Regions from separate parts of the Mus musculus genome. Here region 1 is linked to region 2. A link is a loop called in an ENCODE intact Hi-C map of the cell type or tissue named here. Cell type or tissue: heart. All regions are shown on one strand. Each heading gives the region's core, and the rest is flanking DNA. Links, peaks and the distances in the headings are about the cores only.

Region 1 (10,333 bases), core at 4,108-8,107, 58 kb after region 2:
GTTCTTCTGAGGACACAGAACATAGAAGACTTGATTAAGCCTTTTGGTGGGCAGGGTTTTTAACCTCCATGTTCTCATGTGAGGAACAAAACTGACCAGAGGCAGGTCACGTCTAATGCTGAGGGACAAAGACAACCCAGAGTCCTTCCTTCCATGTGTGCCTTATGTGGCTGCCATGCTCATTTAAAAGAACCCCCCCATATATGCACCCATTCTTCTGCTTGCACTACCTCTCTAAATGAAGGAATACACCATCTTGAAGTTTATAGTCCTGGAGAGACCCCTCCATGTGGTATGCAGCAAGTTCCATGACTGACATGTGAAATAAGTTCAGCAACACAGCTGTACACACCCTGAAAGGCTCCCGTGAAAGGCATTTCAAGATCTTGCAGCATTTTTATTGTTTTGGAAGGAGTCATAAATACCAAGGTATAGAAAATTCCATTTGATAGAATGCTAGATGAACGAGATGAACTATGTACAGCCATATATAACCGTGTTGGAAAACCAAGGAACTTTGATAGATTTCTCTATTTTAACCCCCCTGAGGAGTAATTACATTAAATAATTGAATTGTTTCATCTCCGGATTATATTAGTGGTATCAGCCCCTTCTTAGGGAGAAACCTCATTTATTATAACCGCTCTATCCAAGACACATTTGGATAGATTTTATTTACTGCTAAAAGTTGGATCTGCGTCCTGGGGGGAAAGGCTGGTCGCATCTGTCATTCTTTCATCTCACCCTTTGGCCTCTAAAAAATGTCAAGGTTAACTGATCAAAAGCTCCGGAAGAAAAGACACTTTAAATATATAGTTCCTTCCCAGGTCACAAGTATATTCATTCATGAGATTCACCTGCAGTTTCTGAGCCTGCCAAGTACATTGTTAAGGTTTTTGTTTTCTTTTACAACATCTTCCTTCTTCAGATTCCAGTTTGGACCCGGAGTCTGGTGACAGGGCAAAGCTTCTGTTCATACCACAGAACTTCTGGCTTGTCTCTCTTGGTTATTAACATTTAATCTAGTGACGGTTGACCTTCAATGGAAAATAGATTACCCCAAGTACACAGAGCCAACTGTGCATTCTTCTCACTGTTTACCCTTGCAACACTGAGACACACGGAAGATGTTGTTGGCAGTGTATTAATTATTCAGAGATGTTGTTCAATACATTCTTCAGAGATAGGCCCATATTCGTGGACATTTTGAGGAAAAAAAAATCTTGCTCTTATAATAATGTTTTCCTGAGTATGTAAAAGCATAAAGTTTTACTGAATTCTACCATAATTAATGATACAGTCTCTCAATAGACTTAAGGACAGCTGAGTAGCACCAATGAGACTCTACTGTATAATCTTCAATGATTGGCCCTGTTTGTTTGTTTGTTTGTTTGTTTGTTTGTTTGTTTGAATAGCTCAGAAGGACCCCTTATAGGTATTGAAGTAAAGAGCAACCCATATTTCTATCTCACAGATCATGAAGATATTCAAACCAGAAAGATGTAGTCAAAGTGACAGAGATCACCAACCAGTCCACAGACACATCTGCAGAGGATAGGCCTAGGTAGCTCATTATTGGGAATGCTAAAGTGGCTGGCTGGTGGTGATTTTGTAGCCACACCCAGCTTTTGCAAGAGCCACTCTAGTTTCTTCGAACATTGTTCTGTTCACTTCTTCTCTTGTTCTACAAGTATTCTGTTCAAAGAGGTGGGTGGGGAAGAGCACTACTAAGTGTACAGAGACTTACGCCCTGTCACATGCTGGTGACAGGACTCTTTTGATCTTACCACATTGAGCTTTGCATTATACTTTCAAAATCTGACCTCAGAACCTTTGTGCATCAGTCTCTTCCTACCTCTCCACATTTTGGGGATCTCCATGGTACAGCTGTATACAAATGATGTCTAGTCAGTAGAGAGTGAGCGTAATAAACTAATGCTGACTGGTGACGTCAAAACCAAAGGAAGAAACTGTGGAAGTGAATGAACATCTGATGAAAATAAAAATTATAGTTTTTAAAGTCCAGTCCATGAGACCTAGCTAGTTAAATACGTAGGTTGCCTTTAGGGCACAGCCAGGGTATGTATGTATGTGTGTGTGTATATAATATATATATATATCTGTTATGAGCACCACTGCCATGTAGATCTAGTGATACACAGACAGAGGAGAAAGGTTCTCTGGGGCTGAAGTGGTGTCGCATATGCTCAGCAGCAGAGAAAATGACCCTTTGACTTGGGGCATCATATCACAACAGTTCTGAGACAGCTCTCTCCACTGTTTTCCAGTATGTGAACTTAGCTTAAGTTGGTCCTCATTTTTAAAGTGAAGATTACAAATTGGCCCATCTCCTACCATTTTTATAAAAATCAGATGAGCTTATAGAACTAAAGAACTTAATACTGATGTTTGGTACATAGTTAACACGCATTAAGGCTATTCCTAGTAGTTAACTATTGTTAGTACTCAGTATTGGCTACATGACTATTGGTAATCGTAGTAATAATAGTAATAATATCTGTGGTTGATTAAATTCCTCCAAGGAGTACCCTCCCCACACCCAGGTAACTTCAAACACAGGGAGTTAATAAGTAAATCTCTTCTTTGGTTTCCAGGGTTCTTAGTTACTAAGACAACAGCACAGTATCACCTCATGTGGTGCAAAATTCTTTGAGACAGAAACTTCTGGGATTTTGAGGGGACTTTCCTTAACCCAGCATTGAGGGAAAGAGAAATTACTCAAGCTCTTATGGGTCAGCCAGTCCTCGAAGGTCTGAGTTTCCAGGTTCATCTTTCTTACATTTTTACCTTCAATAGTAAATTCCAGAAGAAACCAGAGGAGTACCATCAAAAGAACCATTTCTAACGCCACTGTAAGCTGACATAAAGATCAGGACTCCTGAAACAGAATGTCCTGAGTCTTCCCCTCATGCCATCTTGAAAGTGTTTCAAGGCAGCCAGTGATTACACAACTGAGTATCGAGCCAATCTGGAAACTTCCGAGAGAAGTGATCAAGATTCATGTAGAATAGGAAGTGGTAGAGGACAGAGACAGTGTCACTCAGGGAAGGTTCAAGTGCCTCCAGACTGGGACACTGTCAGGAACATCGTGAAAATCCCTTGCAAGTATTTCTGAGTAGGGAAAGTGAAATCACAGATCCCTAGCAGTGTGCACGGTATACTGCTAGTACACAATATACAGTATGTGGTTGTCTCTGACATTGCCTTAGCCTGGGAAATCCCCAAGTGTAATGAACCCGATGAGGGCGCCATCATGGGGGAAGAGCGCTGACTAATTCTCTCCCACATCTGGTGGGGAGCAAGGTTCTAACAAAAAATTACATATATATTAGGAATATATCCATGTGTGTGATGTGTGTATGTGTATATATACACATATATATAATGACTATATACCTATTGTTATAAAAGAGGATTCCTGTCAATCCTCTTTCCCTCCCTTACCACCCTAATTTTGGGAGAGATCGTAAACTTGGGGTCTCTTAAACTCCTTAGAAGAAACAAGATAGAAACAACAGATTCTATTCCCATCCTTCATTGTCTTGTTTCTGAAGCTGCATTTTCGGGCAAGGAAGGACAGAGGTCCAGACGCAGCCATTTCTGCAAGGACCATCACAAAATGAAAAACGGCAGACATCCTATTCTGACATGAACACCCAGTGCCATAGACAAAGTCAGCCTGGCAGAGTCCAAGGAGCCAGCAATAGACACAGCGCAGAGCTGCCCATGATGTCCACTCGGGCTGGGCCTGAGCCAGTGCTGGAGAGACTGAGTTGAAGCACCATGGCCCAGAGGTGTCAGGGATGATATCTGAACTGCACAGAGTATCCTTCATCTCACACGTTCGAGGAGATGCTCAAGGGAGAAGACCTCTCAGACCTTCACCATGAGCCAGTGGGGAACCTGTAAATACAAGAACTGGTGTGAGTTCAAGTAATAGAGAACTGGGTGGTCCCTGGAGGCCATATCCATTCTCTGGGGCCCTGAAAGTTCTCTCTATAAAAGTCAGTTGACTTGTGAGTTGAAGTTTAGATCAGAGAGCAGGCAGTACATGCAGACTGCAGCCAAAGCCTCAGACTAAGCGACTTCCAACCCTCAATTAATGAGAACCAGGGCCCCTCCACACAGCTTCTTGAAAGGAGCAGGGGTGTTTGCCCACTAAGGGGATCAGCATGAAGCAGCCACAGCATAAGTCCCAAGACCACACCCATGTCTTAGCCAAGTGCCAGAATAAGAATGTAACCTTCAAAGCTCCAGGAAGAGTTTGCCCTCTGACACTTGAAACAGGCAAGCTTAGTGAAGGGCAAACAGGGCTGAGGGTATCCTAATCCCCAGGGAAGAGTCATCTTGTCAGGACAGACCATTTGGGGGGACACATGGGAGCAAGCCCTCCCCGGCCAGGCTGGTAAAAACATTACCTTCTCCTCAACACTATTTTAGAAGGCAAGTCAAACATTAATTTGCAGTGTCTCTGTCTTGGCAGACATTTAAAAGGGCAGGAAAGGCTCCCATTAAAAGACAGCTCCCCCACCATCTTCCTGCTGGGAAAGAAACAGGGTTGTCTTTCTGGGAACACTACCTCAGAAATAAGAGACCCTGCGAGACCCTCAAGAAGCAAATGGGGCGCAGGCAGTAGGTAGCACGCTCTCCCTGTTGCTTCTTTGTCCCCTGCCAAATCTGGAAAAAAAATCCATACAAGCAAAACTGTAGGTGAAACAGAGCCTGGCCCAACTGGAGCCACCACTTCTACTACCAAGCTTCCTGCTCTAACGTGCCAAACACTAAGTCCTACAGCCAAGCTGCTGCCTTACTGGTCAGAGTTATCCTACCAGGCACAGATGGAGCAGAGAGAGAAACAGTCTCAGGAAAATGTCACCTTACAGAACTAGCAGCCATGTCAGCGGAGCCCCCATCCATGCCCCACAGGAAGCCAGAGCCCGTGACAACCGGATAGGGAGGCATCAGGCTGGCCAGGCTCAAACAGCTGCCTTTCCTCTTGCTGCAGCATGGATTGGGAAGTTTGTCCTGATTATTCAAACAGAAAACGCTTGTCCAGGATTTCCGAGTTTAACTTCTTCCCCATAAATGATTCATCCCTTATTGATTTTCTTCAATAAATGTTGTTTTTTCTCTCTCCCTCTTTCTCTCTCTCTGTATGTGTGTGTGTGTGTGTCTGTGTGCACACATGTATATGTGTGAATATTTTTGTGTCTGTGTGTGTGTTTAAAGGATCTGGGGTCCCCCCTATTAGGCTGTGCTGGCTGGCCATGGAACCCCAGGGAACCTGTCTCCTCCCCTGTAGTATCAGGGTTCCAAGTTTGTGACACTCTGGTTAACTTTGTACATAGTTCTGGGGATGAATACCGGGTCTTCTTGTTTGTACAGCAAACTCTTTACAGTCTAAGCTCTCTTCCTAGCCATTTGAAAGCATTTTAACCGTAGTTTTTTTATACGCACATGATTTTTAAAATTCAAACAGCATATAAAATTATAAACTGTAAATATAAAATGTTTCCGCCTGCAGTTCACTTTAGTCTTACTTTCCAGAGATGAACTCTTTCAACAACTCCGAACATGATTGTTTCTTTATTCAGAGTACGCACATCTCCATCGATTGAGGCATCAGCCTTGGGCACTGCTACTAGGTTACCTTTCAGTATTCTCACTAACAGCATATTCATGTCTCATCTTTGTCACCAACGAGCTGATAACTTTGTCAAGTTAGCTATGTTTTCATTTCCATATCTAGAATAAGGAAGTGGGTTCTGGGGACCATTGAGGTCACTTTTTTTTAAGCTGGAAAAAAGAAAAGAGAAGGAGCAAGAGGAAAATCATCTGTATATGAAATGTAGAGAAGAAACTGTTCTGAGAGTTCTGAGGATTTAGATAGTAAAAGTGATAAACTTCGATCCTCCTTGTCTTCTGCCTGTGGCCTGACCCTTGGCTTCTTTCCATGTGCTTGGCTTCCTTTCTGCGTAGAGACTCCTCCACAGCACGTTCTTTATTACTATCAGTCTTCAGCTCAGTGCAGGCAGCAGGGTTGCATCTCAGCCGTCCTCTTCATCAGTGCTTTTGAGCCCCAGTTGAGGTCATAGCTGCTCCTGGTTAGGGGCATGCTACTGTATCTTTAAGATCTTTGGTGCTATGGACACACAGAGGAACGATGTCCTCTTTCTATTGAGGGACCAACATTGTTATTTCCTGATTCAGAGATAGAAGGAGAAATGGGCCCCGGAAGGAAAAAAGAGTCACTTAGAGACAACTAAAGTCTTCAGCAAGCCCAAAAAGATCCCTGAGTCACTTCTCAAAGCAAGTACAAACACAATATGTTTTTGACCGATAACCAAATAAAATGGAAAATGGGCACCGGTACAGCCTGCCACTGCTTGGAACACGATGGAGTGCCTCACAGACGCCAAATTAGGAACTCTGTTGCCAGGTTCACAAACACACTACTTTGGGAATGGAAGTTTCTTATTTTGGACACTAGAAAGCCAAACTGTAACTACCGTTGTTACCAAAAATACCAACGTACATACTTACATTGCATTTTCATGAATATATAAATTCCTATCCTTATTATAGGACATAATTTCCTTTTTCCTACATTTCTTATCAAAGTATGTCTCTACACGGGGATTTAATGACATTTGAGTCTAAACCACTGTCATGATAAGGAAGTCAAAAAGAACACAGACCTGGCCCTGGGAGACCTGCCTGCTGGATGGGGCATGCCACTGATGGCCCTCTTGACTGTGCCCTGGGGCAGCTGGCAGAAGGGAAAAAGAACATGGGGACAGTGTTGGGTGAGGCTGCAAGGAGGCAGGGCTTTGAAAATGGGCACCAAAGACTAAAGGCCACCTCAGTAGGTTGAGAGAAGCAGGCAGAGGCAAGACTCCACAAAGAGAAATGCACAAGAAAGGCCAGGAAAGGAGGGGCAGGGAAGAGACTAATTTGGGAGACTGAAAAGAGTGTAGCCACAAATTATTTATACCGGCTTTTTAGGACTCTTTGGCATCGACTGTCAGATGCTGTTAGGAGAAATTAGATTAAGGTGAAAGAGACTCATGCTATGTTAGAAGTTATGTGGAAGTGGGACCCAGAAGTGCCTTCCAAGTCAGAGGTTAGGGAGTGAGGGAGAGGCAGGGTCCATACAAACAAGAGCTTGAAGAAAGTCCATGTCCCACCCATGGTCTTTGTTCATATGCATCCCAGTACAGCTGTGGATGCAGCCCAACCTGTTTGTGGCTTGTTGCAGTGTTAGGAAACCCCTTAAATCTTGAAAAGATACCCAGGTTTAGAGAGCACAGGAAAGAACAGGGGGAGGGAGTGTAAAAAGCCAGGTTTAGAAACAGAAAGCTAAAGATGGTTGTGTTGGTGACCCCAGGAGACAAGTGTGCATCAAGGAAGGGTGGGTGAGTCACTTACCACAGATAGACCAGAAAGACAGTGGGACCACAAGACTGCCAAGGGACATAGCATGACCTTTCTATGTAGCACAACCACATACATGAACTTCTGAAAGATTTACCAAATCAGGGTTGTGATGTGAAGAGGGGTGAAAATTACTAAAGAATGGTGGCTACTGAGCCACTTGGATACTGCTAAGTCACAGAGTCCTTCCAGTGGCAAGCATCACAGCCGAGCTTAGACCCCAAACCCAAGGAGTAGGCAGCCTAGAAGCAGGGAACACTGACTTGGCTTTTGTGTTGAATTTAGGGTTAGATAAGGCTCTGCTGTGATGCTCTCCTTTGAAGGATTCTGCCCCTTCTTAAAGCATTTGCTCGTGTGTGTGTGTGTGTGTGTGTGTGTGTGTGTGTGTGTGTGTGTGTGTGTAAAAGAGAGAGAGAGAGAGAGACTCCTTGAGTGTGTGTGTTATACATCCTAATAAATGCCAAACTTGGACTGGTTTCCTCAGTTGTTCGCTTCCAATGAGTTTCTTTAAAGTGACTAAATCCTAAAGGACTGATCAGGCCAGGTTATAGAATATCAAAGTTTACTAGGATCCCGTCTTACATTATGCATTTCCACCTTAAATTTTTAAAAAATTGGCCCCAGCAAGGACAAGCAAACTCGTCAAGAACATAAATGCCCACCACCTCGCCAGAGTGAAAGTACTGGAGCACCTCTCTTCTCCTCACTCCGCTGGCTCTGGGTTCTTGTAAATATGTGTGTGGTGATGGCCTCACCTCTAAGATTGCTTCTGTAGAAAAAGGCAGCTGTGTGTGACTAAGTGCCATTCAGCTCAGTGGAACAGGTCCACGTGGAGACTTTAATTAAATTCAGCAAATATTTATTTAGTAGTTGGTCTGTGAGTAGTGGCGAAGGCACTGCGGAGAAGATGTTTCAAAGGGAGCCTAGAGAAGTGGGAGAATTGGTGTTTTGTAAAGACGTTCGAGTGAGCAAGTAATGATGATTTGTTTTGAGAACATGTGACCCTTGGCCCCCAGTAGTAAGCCATTCTTACAAACACTGACAGCACATCACTGTTCTAGATCTACTCAGAGGAGCTGAAATGGAAATCACGGAAGACACAGTAGAAGCTTCTACAATGGAAAACTCAAGAACTATTAACCATCCCCAAACCTTAAAATATGCCAAGTTCTTTGTTTTGTTGTCAGATGGCAAGTTAATTATGCTCCCTCCCACCCCAGTTCTTCAAAAATGCTTGGAAATTTTATGCTGAAGATCTGAGAGGTTCTCCACATGTGTCTCACAGGGGGTTTTCTTTGGTGTTCCAATGAGACATGAGATCACTGATTCTGCCCCAAGCATTGACCAAAAAGGTTAGCAAACAGACTTGTTCAAAAGCGTACTTTGCCTATGTTATGAGTTAATAGCATGCAGTTCCAATTGGGAACAGTTCATGCTCCTTTAATGTCCACTAAATTAGCATAGTTTTTATAAGAATCAACAGCTAATATCTTCCTGCTGCTCTCACCAGCCTTTGAAGCAGGAGAAATGAAAATCATGTCAGGCATTTCACTGTGATGCCTGCCTCCTTACATTCCTCCCACAAAGAGGCTGAGCACCAGTGTTCCACGGGGTTTGATTCATCAGGCATCCTAGGACCGCCGGCATCATCAAAGCCCATCCGCATCTCGTATAGTCTGCCTGGTTACAAACCCTGATCCCTTGGTGAGGGAGGTAAATGTATTGGAGCCGACTAAGAACCCTTCCCTGAGTCCAACTGGCCACTCCCTCCTGTGGAGAGTTGAAACTGCCCAGATCTAGATGAAAACTGTCTGTCTCCTGGGAGCCTGCTGCAGGATTCAGCTTTGATGAGCAGTTTCATCCATACTGATGGGCTACAGTTCCCTGACCTCTTGGTCCTTATTCCTTTTGTTACAGGAGAGTTGAAGCTATGCTTAGAGTTTCCCAGAAGTGCCCAAGAGGATTGTGAATTGGGCAGTAATTGCGCTCCCCACCCCACCCCTCTCATATCAGTGAATGACTTTAAATAGAGATGAACGTTATGAATTGAGACACAAGGCTACTGTCTTTATGCTGTGAAGCCAAACGTGCTTCTTATTTTAAGTACAAGGGAGAAAACTCTAAAAGTAACTCAAGCTGTGTGCTGAGCTCGGCCAGGCCACTTCTCCCTTGAGCCATCCTGTGTAAGTTAACTGTGCTCAGCTCTGGCCCTGTCTGGAGTCAACAAAATTTACAAAAATCTCAGAATGAATTAAAGATCAAAGAATGGGTCATTGTAGTCTCTACAAATGCTGTTTGGCAAACACGTTAAACACACATACTCATTCCCAAGAAGAGGTCATTTTTAACTTCATTTTACCATTCTCTTATGTGTGGTATGTTGTACAAAGCCCATGTCTTTATCCCTATTCTTTCTCCCCTTCTTAGGAAAATGTATTTAAATTCATAATTATCTTCAAACTCATAACCCCCTTAAGGCCAAGTAATATGATCTCGTTTGGCTTATTATTTTTCTTGTTCTTTGTGAAATTTATTTGTAAGTTAAATTATTTGTAAGTTAACATACAAACTGATGGGTTTCATTATAGAATTTTCATACATATATGTGGTTGTATTTGTGACTTACATATTAATTGTGTAAATGAAGTTTCCCAAGATTGCGATTTTTGTACCTTTTACACTCAGCAATGATGAGGCAGTGCTATGGAAACCGAGCTGCTGTGGGTATAGCTCTCAGGGAGGATACCCATGATAGAAAGCCATAGACTGGGGAATCTGTAATTTAAACAAAAGGATGATTAGTGAGACACTAGCATTGAGAAGTTACAGAAGAATTTTAATCGAAACTGAATAGAGGCCTCCGTGGTTTTATATTGCA
Region 2 (10,333 bases), core at 3,483-7,482:
AAGGAAGGAAAGAAAGAGAAAAAGAGAAAAAGAGAAAAAGAGAGAGAGAAAGAAAGAAAGAAAGAAAGAAAGAAAGAAAGAAAGAAAGAGAGAAAGAGAGAGAGAAAGAAAGAGAGAAAGAGAGAAAGAAAGAGAAAAAGCCAAAGATAGGATCAATGTTTCAAGCTGCAATCGGAGTTTTGTTTTGATCTCATGTCCTGCTGACCTTTTCAATGACCTCTCAGCAACCCCTCACTCAGAACCCCTCACTCAAAACCCCTCACTCAGAGCCCCTCACTCAGCAACCCCCACTCAGCAGCCCCACTCAGCAGCCCCATGCTCCTTACTCTGCATATTTCTGTATGACTCACACCTGAAGCAAATCTCTCAGGAAATTCTGCAATTGATTTGAGTTAGACAGGAAGTTTCCCTGTTCCCAATCTGGCTGTTTTTCTTGTGTTCTGTCCTCAAGGCAGGAGCTGGACCACTCCTGTGAAGGATGCCAGACAGAGTTTGAAGCTGCCTCATCTCTCACTGCTGGCCACTCCCTCACTGTAACTCACCACATAAGGAAATGCTGTGTGTCCTCCAACATACCCAGTGTCCGAATGCAGCCTTCATAGCGTGGCTTCTCCCACAAATGCCCTAACCACAAGTCTTTGGCTTTTCTGTTGATCCCGCCTTCAAGAAAAAGGAAGTCTGCTCTTCCAAAAACAATGTCTTTTAAAGAAACTCAAAGGATAGCTAAATGGGTAGTGGAAGATGGTGTTTCAGCTGAAATGCTGGCTTAGTGCTTCCAAATTTGCAGGTGTCTGTCATTCTTGGAACGGTCACGATAAGGTAGTCTTTTATTTTTATACAATCCTGTAGTCAGGAAAGCAAGTGTCTGGCTGGACCTGAAGCATCGCTCACCTCTCTCTGTCCTGTCACTGTCCTTGTCTGTCTGTAGACAGATACCAATGCAGGAACATTGGGAGGTATACTGCATTTCTTATGACTTGCCTATAGATAAGCGGCCCCTGTTAACTTTTAACGTTTTAGTTAGGGAGAGACATGACCACTCCTAGGGATGGTGGAGGAGATTTATGGTAGATATGAGGGAGAGCATGGCTAGAGGCATCTTGAAGGGTCCAGAGTGGAAATGATCCTGAGCTAGACAATGTGAGGAGTGGAGCCGGGGAAGAGAGGAGAGCAGAGACCAAGAGACCGAGAGGCTAAAGGTAAAGGGTAGACAAAACAAACAGCCGGCTAACCAAGGTGGCTGCATTATATAGGGAAGGACGGCAAGGGGAAAGCTCCTAGGCTTGAGAGTTTAGGGGAAAGACCTGGGTATGCCAACCATACCCTGTAACAAGTAAGGGCTGAGGGATGTTGGGAGAACATGGCATCCAGGTCTGCTTCGATATGATAAACAGACATCTCAGTTAGCCATTTGTTCCAGGTTTGAGAGGCCAGCAAACTCCAGGGATCAAGAGTTTCCTGCCCACAGGGAGTTGTAGCATCTATAGCCATGCTTGAATTTTACGTGGATTCTAAGCATAAGGGCTCTGGCACTCATGTTTGTAAAACAAGTACTCTTACCTGTCTTATCTACTCAGGCCACCAATTTTAACTTTTTATTTATATACTTATATATATTTATAAATATATTTCTATTGTATACTTATATTTAATATGTATATATGTATGTATATACATATGACTTTTTGTCCTAAGTATACTAAAGTAACTTGCTGTTTTCTATGATTCATTAAACCTTAAATAAACCAATTTATGTGTTAAAGGAAGAGAGGCAACAGGAAGAAAACATCTGTCCTTTTCATCTTCTGACATTGCCCATTGGAAAGATGCCCATACCTCTAGAACTGTTTCTGTTTGTTTCTTTTTTAGATAGGGTCTCACTATGTAGCCCTGGTTGGCCTGGAATTCACTATATAGATCAATCTGGCCTTGAACTCAGACTTCCTTCTGCCTTTGTCTCCTGAGTTCTGGGATTAAAAGTGTGTACCACCAGAAAAACAGCTCTGTCTGTCTGTCTGTCTGTCTGTCTGTGTCTCTCTCTATCTCCCTCTTTCCTTCCTTCTTTCTTTTCATTGAAAATAGGTTTCTTCTCTCATTCAAGACACCCCAACCACAGCCTTCCCTTCCTCCAGTTCTCCCAGTTCCTCACCACCGCTCCTTTCCCTCCGTTTCCCTTCAGACAAGGACAGGCCTCCAAGATGGCCACCATAGCTTTTATCAGAATCATGAAGTTGGCAGTGGTGTTAGGCATTCAAGTCCTGTAGCTTACTTATGGACTGTGTATCCTGTAACTCAGTGTTTTATGATAATCTTTGAACTCCTTAAGCAGTGAGTATCTTGTGATTATAGAAAGAATAAGCACATGTTAAATAATTGGAATCAGAACATCTATTTGATGGATGGGTTCTTGGGAGAACATGTGCAATAAATTTTGGATGTCTGACTCCTTTTATCCAATAAAGACTATGGCAACTTACCTTAAACATTGTATTCGTTTCCCAGAGGCAGAATGTTTAAATATATTCCCTACAGGTAGCCACTATAACTGTTTCCTGTGTTGCTTTCCAAAACCAGTCCATGAATTTATGACAGTTTGTGAAATGTGTCCAAGTGCGTATTCTGCCCTTGTACAGCGTACCACTGCGGGTATTTCCTAGGCAAAGCCAATGACACACATGTATTCTTACCTCTTAAGGAAATTAACAGAAAAAAAAATATTCTTTAGTCTCTAAACAAAACCCGTGGGATCTATTTGCCTCTTAATAGAAGCAGACTTCATATCTGTAACAGAGAGGAAAATATAAACCATTTGATTTTTTTTAATCCTTCTTTTTTAAAAAGGTACTTAGTAATTTGCCTGCTTCTGTTCTGTGTGTCCTTCTCATCACAGGGACCGCGGCAATCACCTCTGTATTGTCCCAGTTTTAGATAGCTTGCTCTTAAAGTGAACAGGGCTTCTCATTTGAAAACGGATTCCTTCCTTGACCTGTATACAAACCTATTCCAGGTGGATTAAAGAAGACGTAAAATGTTTGGCAATACAAATACATTCAATAAAGAACTTCCAATTATCATGAGGTGCTGTAAGAAGGGCAGAACAGAAAATATCCCACGTCATCAACACTGTCCACAATACAGAGAAAAAACAGAAACAAAAAATCAGGAAAATACCAGGAAAAACAGAAACAAAAATCAAAAACACCCACCTATCAATAAGAGTCAGTTATAAAAAAGAGAAAGAGACTGGGACTACCGCTTCACCAAAGAGGAAATTCAAATTGCCAATAAACATGAAAAGATGCTCAGCCTTATTCGTAATAACGAAAATATGCATTAAACCGGTAGAGATACCATTGCACACCCACCTCATTGGCAAAAACTGCAGTCTGACTACATGAAGGTCTGGCAAGGATGTGGAGAACAGGATATTTCGTACACTGCTTGTGGGAGTATAAATTGGTAAAGACCATACTGGAAAGCATTTCGACATCATTTGATAAACCGGGATGTTCGATGAACCCTGTGACCTAGAGATTTGACTCGTAAGCATCCCCTCTCAAAAGACACATGTGCAACCAGAGACATAGATGTGGGATACAGAAGGCAGCCCTGCTCAACTACAAACAGGCCAGGAGCTGGTCAGCCATAGACTGAGCAATGACATTGTAAGAGACTTGCTCAAGTCTGTGATATCCAACAAATAAAATATATGAACTAAGCTAGGCAGAACCACACAGATCTTCCAAGCATAATATAGAACAGGAGAACACACAATAATAGACACAAGAGGCTTCTGTTTATATAAAGTTTAAAAGAAGTAAGAGAGGAGCCGATGAATTTTCCTCAGAGTTATATATCAGGAAAGTGATGACGCCGAAACCCCAGTAGATGCTATCTCTCCTGGTCAGGATTGTGGTTACCCCAAGGCCTACAGAGCAGGCCCTCACAGGACACAGGGCAATGGTTATCACCTGAGTGTTTGCTTTATAATTCTTTGGTAAGTTGTAAATATTTTTAAAGCCATACAGATGGAAGTTTGCAATAATTATTAAAGAGATAAAGAGAAGCCTGCCCCTAAATTCCCCCAGCTAAAGCAGGCTGTCCAAGGACAGTTATAAAAGGGGTTGGCACTGCTTTCCCCTGTCACACCCAGTGGTGTCGGCAGAGGCTTCCTAAGGTCTTAGGTAAACCAGTTGTTCATGCCCTGCCAGACAAAAACAACCCCAGCCTCAGAAGTGGTCCTTTTGAACCAGTGAAGACTCACCTGACAGAGGTCAGGGGCAGGAGGGGTAGGTATTTCCCCGAGACTGGCATGGTCTTTGCTTACTGCTGTGTTCACAGTAGCCAAGCTAATCCAAGAGATCATATAAACACCGGCCGAAGCCATAGCCAATGCATACCCTGTGCATTTGCCATTTACAAGACATGCCTAACCAGTCATAAAATGCCTAACTACAAATTTTCTAGTAATGAGAAAAACAATCCCCCCCCCCCATTTAACAGTATACTAAACAGTGCTCTTGTAGATTCTCACATAGCAAGAGTTCACTGTTTCATGAACACAAACCAACATCTACCTGACCTAGGAAAGCACTTTGGGACTCACTTGGAGTGACAAAGAACTTCTTTATGCCCATTGAAAACTGTCCCAGGAATTTAAAAGATTTCCCTGTTGGCACTCCTGTGGGCTGTGACAGAGAGGGTTTCAAGGGCAGCTTCAGGACTTCATATTGTCTGAAAGCACCCCTGTTGACTTTGGCATGGTGAAAGGTCTTGGATGCAGAAAGGTATCCCAAGCCTGCTGTCAGCGGAACCTAATTTACACCCTGTGAAGACTGAGGGTGGCCTGTTGGGAGTTGTTTTTCCCATGGCCGAGGGATTCATGGGAATGCTGTTCGGGCATGTCTCAGGTGATATATGCTGTCATCTTTTTCTTTCCATTTACCATACAAAGCTTTTACAGTGGTAAACAGGCTGGACTTTCAGTGCAGGAACAATGAATGTGTGTTAATGACATTCAAATTGCTATCCTTTATAATCAGCCCCTAGGAAATGTCCCCATAGGTTTATGCCAGTGTTAGTATAAGCCGCACACCGGTGGGTGGCTTTATTGTCTATGTGCTATCTGATGATGTCCACGTTTCAAGTGGGTTTCTTTTAGACCTGACAGTCCAAAAAGACAGTGAGTAAAAGTCTTTCAGAACAATAGTTAGACTGTCAAGACAGGGTATGCATGATGGCTTTTATAAAGCATAGTGTAGCTTTAAAAAAAAAGAAAGGAAGAAAGAAAGAAAGAAAGAAAGAAAGAAAGAAAGAAAGAAAGAAAGAAAGAAAGAAAGAAAGAAAGAGTCACAGGTATAATTTGAGTCCCTTCTCATTGTAAAATTTTGTGGCTCTGGTAGTATGTGTTTCCTTCTCACAGTGACAACTAATGTAAGCGCCAGGCACACAAGCGTGTGTTCCCCTTAGCTGCAGCCCTGGTGACACTAGATAAGCAGCTGTTTCCTGAGTCTTATGACCATGCCTGGACTGTTATTAAGTAAGCATTATTGTAAGTTTCTGGTGGTTGTAGTCAGTAAGCATGGTCCACAGCCATGTAAACGACTAAAGGAAGCTATTCTTTGCACTGTGGGGGTTAACTATTCAGGACAGTGTTTGTTTCTCTATGTGGGTAGTGGATAGTTTCTCTATGTGGCTATGCACAGTTTCTCTATGAAGGCCAGAAGTCGTTCCTTTCATTTTAGTTCACCAAAAAAAACTTAGAAAGTATATTAGTCAGAAACTTAAAGTGAGAGAAGTTGAATTCACCCTGCTGAGCACTTAAAAGATTCCTCTTGACTGTGCCTGCAAGAGATTCCTTCCATTCCTGGTCCGGGGGTCACCTCTCTGGTGGGATGCCAAGCTGCCTCTTAGGTAAAAGAATGTGGGCTAGTTAGAAGCTTTGCTGGGGAGGAAGAGGGAGACCTCCACTCTGGCACTCATTGGAAGGAAACACAGAGATGAGAATGGGTAAAAATGGAAATATGTAGGGAATGTTCCCTTAGTTCCTTCCGCATTTTCTTAAGGCTGTGGGCCTGGAGCACTCTTCCCTGTCCTTGGTCTAATCCAATGCTTGAACTTGCCTGGATTTCCGTCGGGTGTCAAACCACTTCCCACAGTCCTAAGTGTGCAGTGTTCTTGCCCAACCTCGAGCCTCTCTGCCTAGTGTTTTCCAGATCTGGGATGCCCTTGCCCTTGCCCCCAGCTCCTGTCATACCTCAGACTCACCCACCCTTTCAAAGACCTCTGTGTGAACCTGGACACCTCTCTCCTCCTTGATACTCAGGCAATTGTGTTGACCCTGTTACTTTGGTTTTTGAGAAATTTGATCAATTGTTTGCTTGTCCTAAAGATTTTGTTGTTGTTGATGATGATGTCACTGTTTTCTATATTTGTATGTGAATGCCTGTCATAGATACCACCTGGATGCCAGAAGAAAAAAGTCAGACCTCCCTTAAACCAGAGTTACTGGAGGTTGTAAACCATCTGATATGGGGGCAGGGAACTGAACCTGGGTCTTCTGCAAGAGCAACAAGTGCTCCTGACCACAGAGCCTTTTGTCTAGCCCCTAGCCCTGTTTTTATATTCTCATAGATTATTCCACTCTGCACTTTATCATGAGAGGTTATGGTTTGCCACTGCTTCCCTAGCTTGTGAGGTCCTATCAAACAGTGATTTTGTTGTTGTTGTTGTTGTTTATTGTATTTGAAGCCCTTTCATCTGGACTCATAGCAACTACAGTATAATAGATGATCAATAAAGGTTAATGGCAAGCATGTTATCATCAAGTCTCCAACCATCTTTAGCATACACAATTAGAGACTAGTTGTTAGCGTTTTGTCTAAACTCCACCCCATAGTTACTTGGAAACAGTCAGGTATGCCAACTCACTATAAAAGGGGCTGCTTGCTCCCTCCTCATTCTCTTGTACTCTTGTTCCTCTCTTGCTCTCTTGCTTCTCTCTTGCTCTTGCTCTTGCTCTTGCTCTTGCTCTTGCTCTTCCCTTCCTGCTCCTGCCCTCTGCCCATTCCTGTCCTCTCTCTTTCTCTATGTGCTCATAGCCAGCCTCTACTCTTTTCTCCTTCTTCTTTCTTCTTCCTTCTTCTTCTTCTTCTTCTTCTTCTTCTTCTTCTTCTTCTTCTTCTTCTTCTTCTTCTTCTTCTTCCTTCTTCCTTCTTCCTTCTTCCTTCTTCCTTCTTCCTTCTTCCTTCTTCCTTCTTCCTCTTTCTCTTCTTCCTCTTCTTCCTCTCTCTCTCTCTTTCTCTCTCTCTCTCTCTCTGCCTTTTTCTGCCTCTACTACCCTCTTAACTCCTCTCCCCATACCCTTAATAAACTCTATTCTATACTGTACGGTCATGTGGCTGGTCCCTCATGGGGAAGGGATGCCTCAGCACGGACCTGCCAAGGCACCCCTCCCCCCCATACCCAACTACATCTCCATAGAACATATGCCCCCCCTCTTTATCTTTTTATAAACACATCACTGGTGACTTGATATCTTTTGCTCCAAAATTTCAGTAAAAAATTAATATGTGTGCTCTTTGTCCAACTGTATGCACTAGTCACTTAACATGAACGATCGTTGTCAAGCAGCAATTAGAGTATAAGAGTATTGTATGTGCCTATGTGTGAGGGTGCACTGTGTGGTGTGTGCAGTGTACATATGTTGCATGCATGGAAGTGTGCAGGTGCACATCCCTATCACTGAGGGTCTCTCTTTCTCTCTCTCTCTCTCTCTCTCTCTCTCTCTCTCTCTCTCTCTCTCTCTCTCTCTCTGCCTTATTCTATTTGAACAGGATCTCTCACTTACCAGAACATATTAGGTCCTGCTGGCTGCTAAGGACCTTCCAGTATTTACTTATCTGTAACTCCTAGTAATGTAGTTACAGACCTCCCCAGATTGGCTATTTGATACAGATACTACGGGTTCAAATTGAAGTTGCCATGCTTGCACAGAACACATTCTTACCCACAGAGCCATCTTCCAGATCATTCATATTTATGTATATATATATATATATATATATATATATATATATATATATATATATATACATACATACATCTCAAGACAATCCTATTTTCTTAGAGCTTATTATCTATTTCAATTAACAAAGGGGGGTGGGGTGCGCACATGTGTGTGTGTGTTTGTGTGTTTGTATATTGTATTAGGTCGTTACTTATTGGCTTCCCAGGATCTCAAGTCACTTGGGCAATTAGCTTCTCAGGGATTAGCTTGGTTAAGTTAATTGGTGTGGGAGGACCAGTCTTAATTGTAAGTGGAAGCATTTGCTGAACAGGGATCCTAGACTGTATAAAATGAGGAGAGCAAGCTGGGCTCTGGCATGCACTCATCTCTTTCTGTTTCCTGACTGCGGATGTGGTCCGACCAGCTACTTCCTGGTCTTGTTTCCCTGGTTACCCTGAAATGATGGACTGAACCTTAAATGGTGAGATAAAATGAACCCTTCTCATTTAATTTGCTTTTCTCACATCACAACATAGGAAAATATATGAATCATATGTTAATATGCACATTTTCACAGCAACGTTCACAGTTACATTTTTTTTCTTTCAATTGTGTACCTGAAACAATGCCTGGCATTAGTAGTCAAGGCTCTAGCTCACCACATATCTCCTCTCAGCACTCACAGTCAGTGAAGAACTTGCTGCCATCCAGACACAATGTAAGAAAACATCTCAGGAACTAAAGAAAGAGAGAGAAGGCCAGAAGAAGGGAAACAAATGTACGTACAAATTAGAACCTAACATGGCTCTTACAAGGCAGAGTGAGGACGCTGACCCAATTGAAGGTTTTGTAGAGACTTGAGAACAATACGAAACTCTGAATATCAGACTTTTGCAAACATTTGAATATCATGAATGACTCTATAGCAAGGTGACAATGGTATTCAATCGAATCTAATTAGACAACTATTTCAAGAAAAGAACTATTAAAGAGTTTTGAGAGCTCAAAGATCAGTTGAAACGCTAGAACATATCCCTTATATGTAATATAACACTGCCATATACCTCACTTAAGCCCATGAGAGCATCAGGATAACATATACTAGCTTCTGAGATAACTAGTGGTCTGGTTTTGAGCGGTGTTGAACACTGAGCTTTGAACAGCAGTGCCTTAGACAGACACAGAGTTTAGCATTGGCCTCAGCTAAGGACATTAAACATCAGCAGAATGAGAGCCTTTGAACCAGGAAATAAACAGGAAAAACAGGAAATGAGACACCACCTCCAAAGGCATCTCATTTCCCTAACCACAATATTATCCTATGTTGAAAATCCAATATTGGAAGTTTTTTGAGTCCATTTCTTTTGTTACTTCTGCTTACTCTCACGTACAGTACCATATTTCCATGTATCCGTAGTGACTTCAATTGTTTTATTATTTTACTGTAAGTGGCTGCTGTTCCTTGGAAAGTATGTTAATCCTCAGAGGCCTGTACTGAAGGTGGCTTCTTTTAGGATTGTGTTTGTCCTGCCAGACCTTCCCAAGTCTGACACAATTCTTTGCCGGGTTTTTTGTTTGTCTTTTTTTTTTTTTTTCTTTTGGTTATTCATTTATTTGTAACCATCCTAAGGCTGAATTTACATGTAAAATTATAGTTGTTTGTCTTAGAGTTTTCCTTGCTTCTCTGAGTATCAAGGTAACTTCCTTTATAACACACACACAGCCAGGCGATGGTGGCCCACACCTTTAATCCCAGCACTTGGGAGGCAGAGGCAGGCAGATTTCTGAGCTGGAGGCCAGCCTGGTGTACAGAGTGAGTTCCAGGACAGCCAGGGCTACACAGAGAAACCCTGTCCCCTGTCTCGAAAACACACACACACACACACACACACACACACACACACACACACCATGGATGGTTGGAGTGGCTTAAACGAAGGCTGCCTTTAAAAGAGGGTTGTCTTTACACCAAATACACCTCTTCTGAGGGCTCAAAGTCCTGTCCTCACCTAGCACCGCCCTCAAGTTTGTCTTGTATCTCTTGTTGCTGTTACTCATCAGCCCAGGGTCCTTCTGCTCTATTTAGATACAAATCAGGACTATGTCGATTGTTTCCTTGGAGTTTCACTGCAAACATTGAGTAACACTAGCCCTGGGCTCTTGAATTTACAGCTCAAGCCTCAAATGCTAAGGGCCTTCGGCTCTCTGCCTCTCCCAGGCGTTCTTGGCTAGCCAGAAATGGTAGTTGTTGGTGTGTCTCTTGAACTCTTGCGGAGTCCAGGCCTACAGCTCTTCCCAGCTTCTGCAGTCTCAGCTCCCAGTCTT

The links. A loop is a pair of places that touch in the nucleus more often than their neighbours do. Peaks named below come from ENCODE experiments on the same cell type or tissue, not always from the same donor. Only the 100,000 strongest peaks of a DNase experiment are listed, where the experiment ranks them.
Region 1: a loop joins it to region 2, with 2.1 times the contacts of the local background. A loop is called at or near these places in 1 of 42 quality-filtered maps.

What each region holds. Positions count from the first base shown.
Region 1 is chr8:61,554,316-61,564,648 of GRCm38, reverse strand. All of the region lies in intron 10 of Palld (palladin, cytoskeletal associated protein), which reads left to right. Among named protein-coding and RNA genes, the nearest start is that of Gm35254, 61 kb to the left of the region's middle. In heart, for the core only: no CTCF peak of the experiment used is centred there; DNase peaks (open chromatin) are centred at 4,818 and 6,413; H3K27ac peaks cover 616 bases.
Region 2 is chr8:61,611,689-61,622,021 of GRCm38, reverse strand. All of the region lies in intron 10 of Palld (palladin, cytoskeletal associated protein), which reads left to right. It overlaps Gm35254 (a long non-coding RNA gene), which reads right to left and starts at 1,553. Exons shown (of 2, transcript XR_001778560.2): 1 at 1-1,553. In heart, for the core only: no CTCF peak of the experiment used is centred there; DNase peaks (open chromatin) are centred at 4,161 and 5,481; H3K27ac peaks cover 1,113 bases.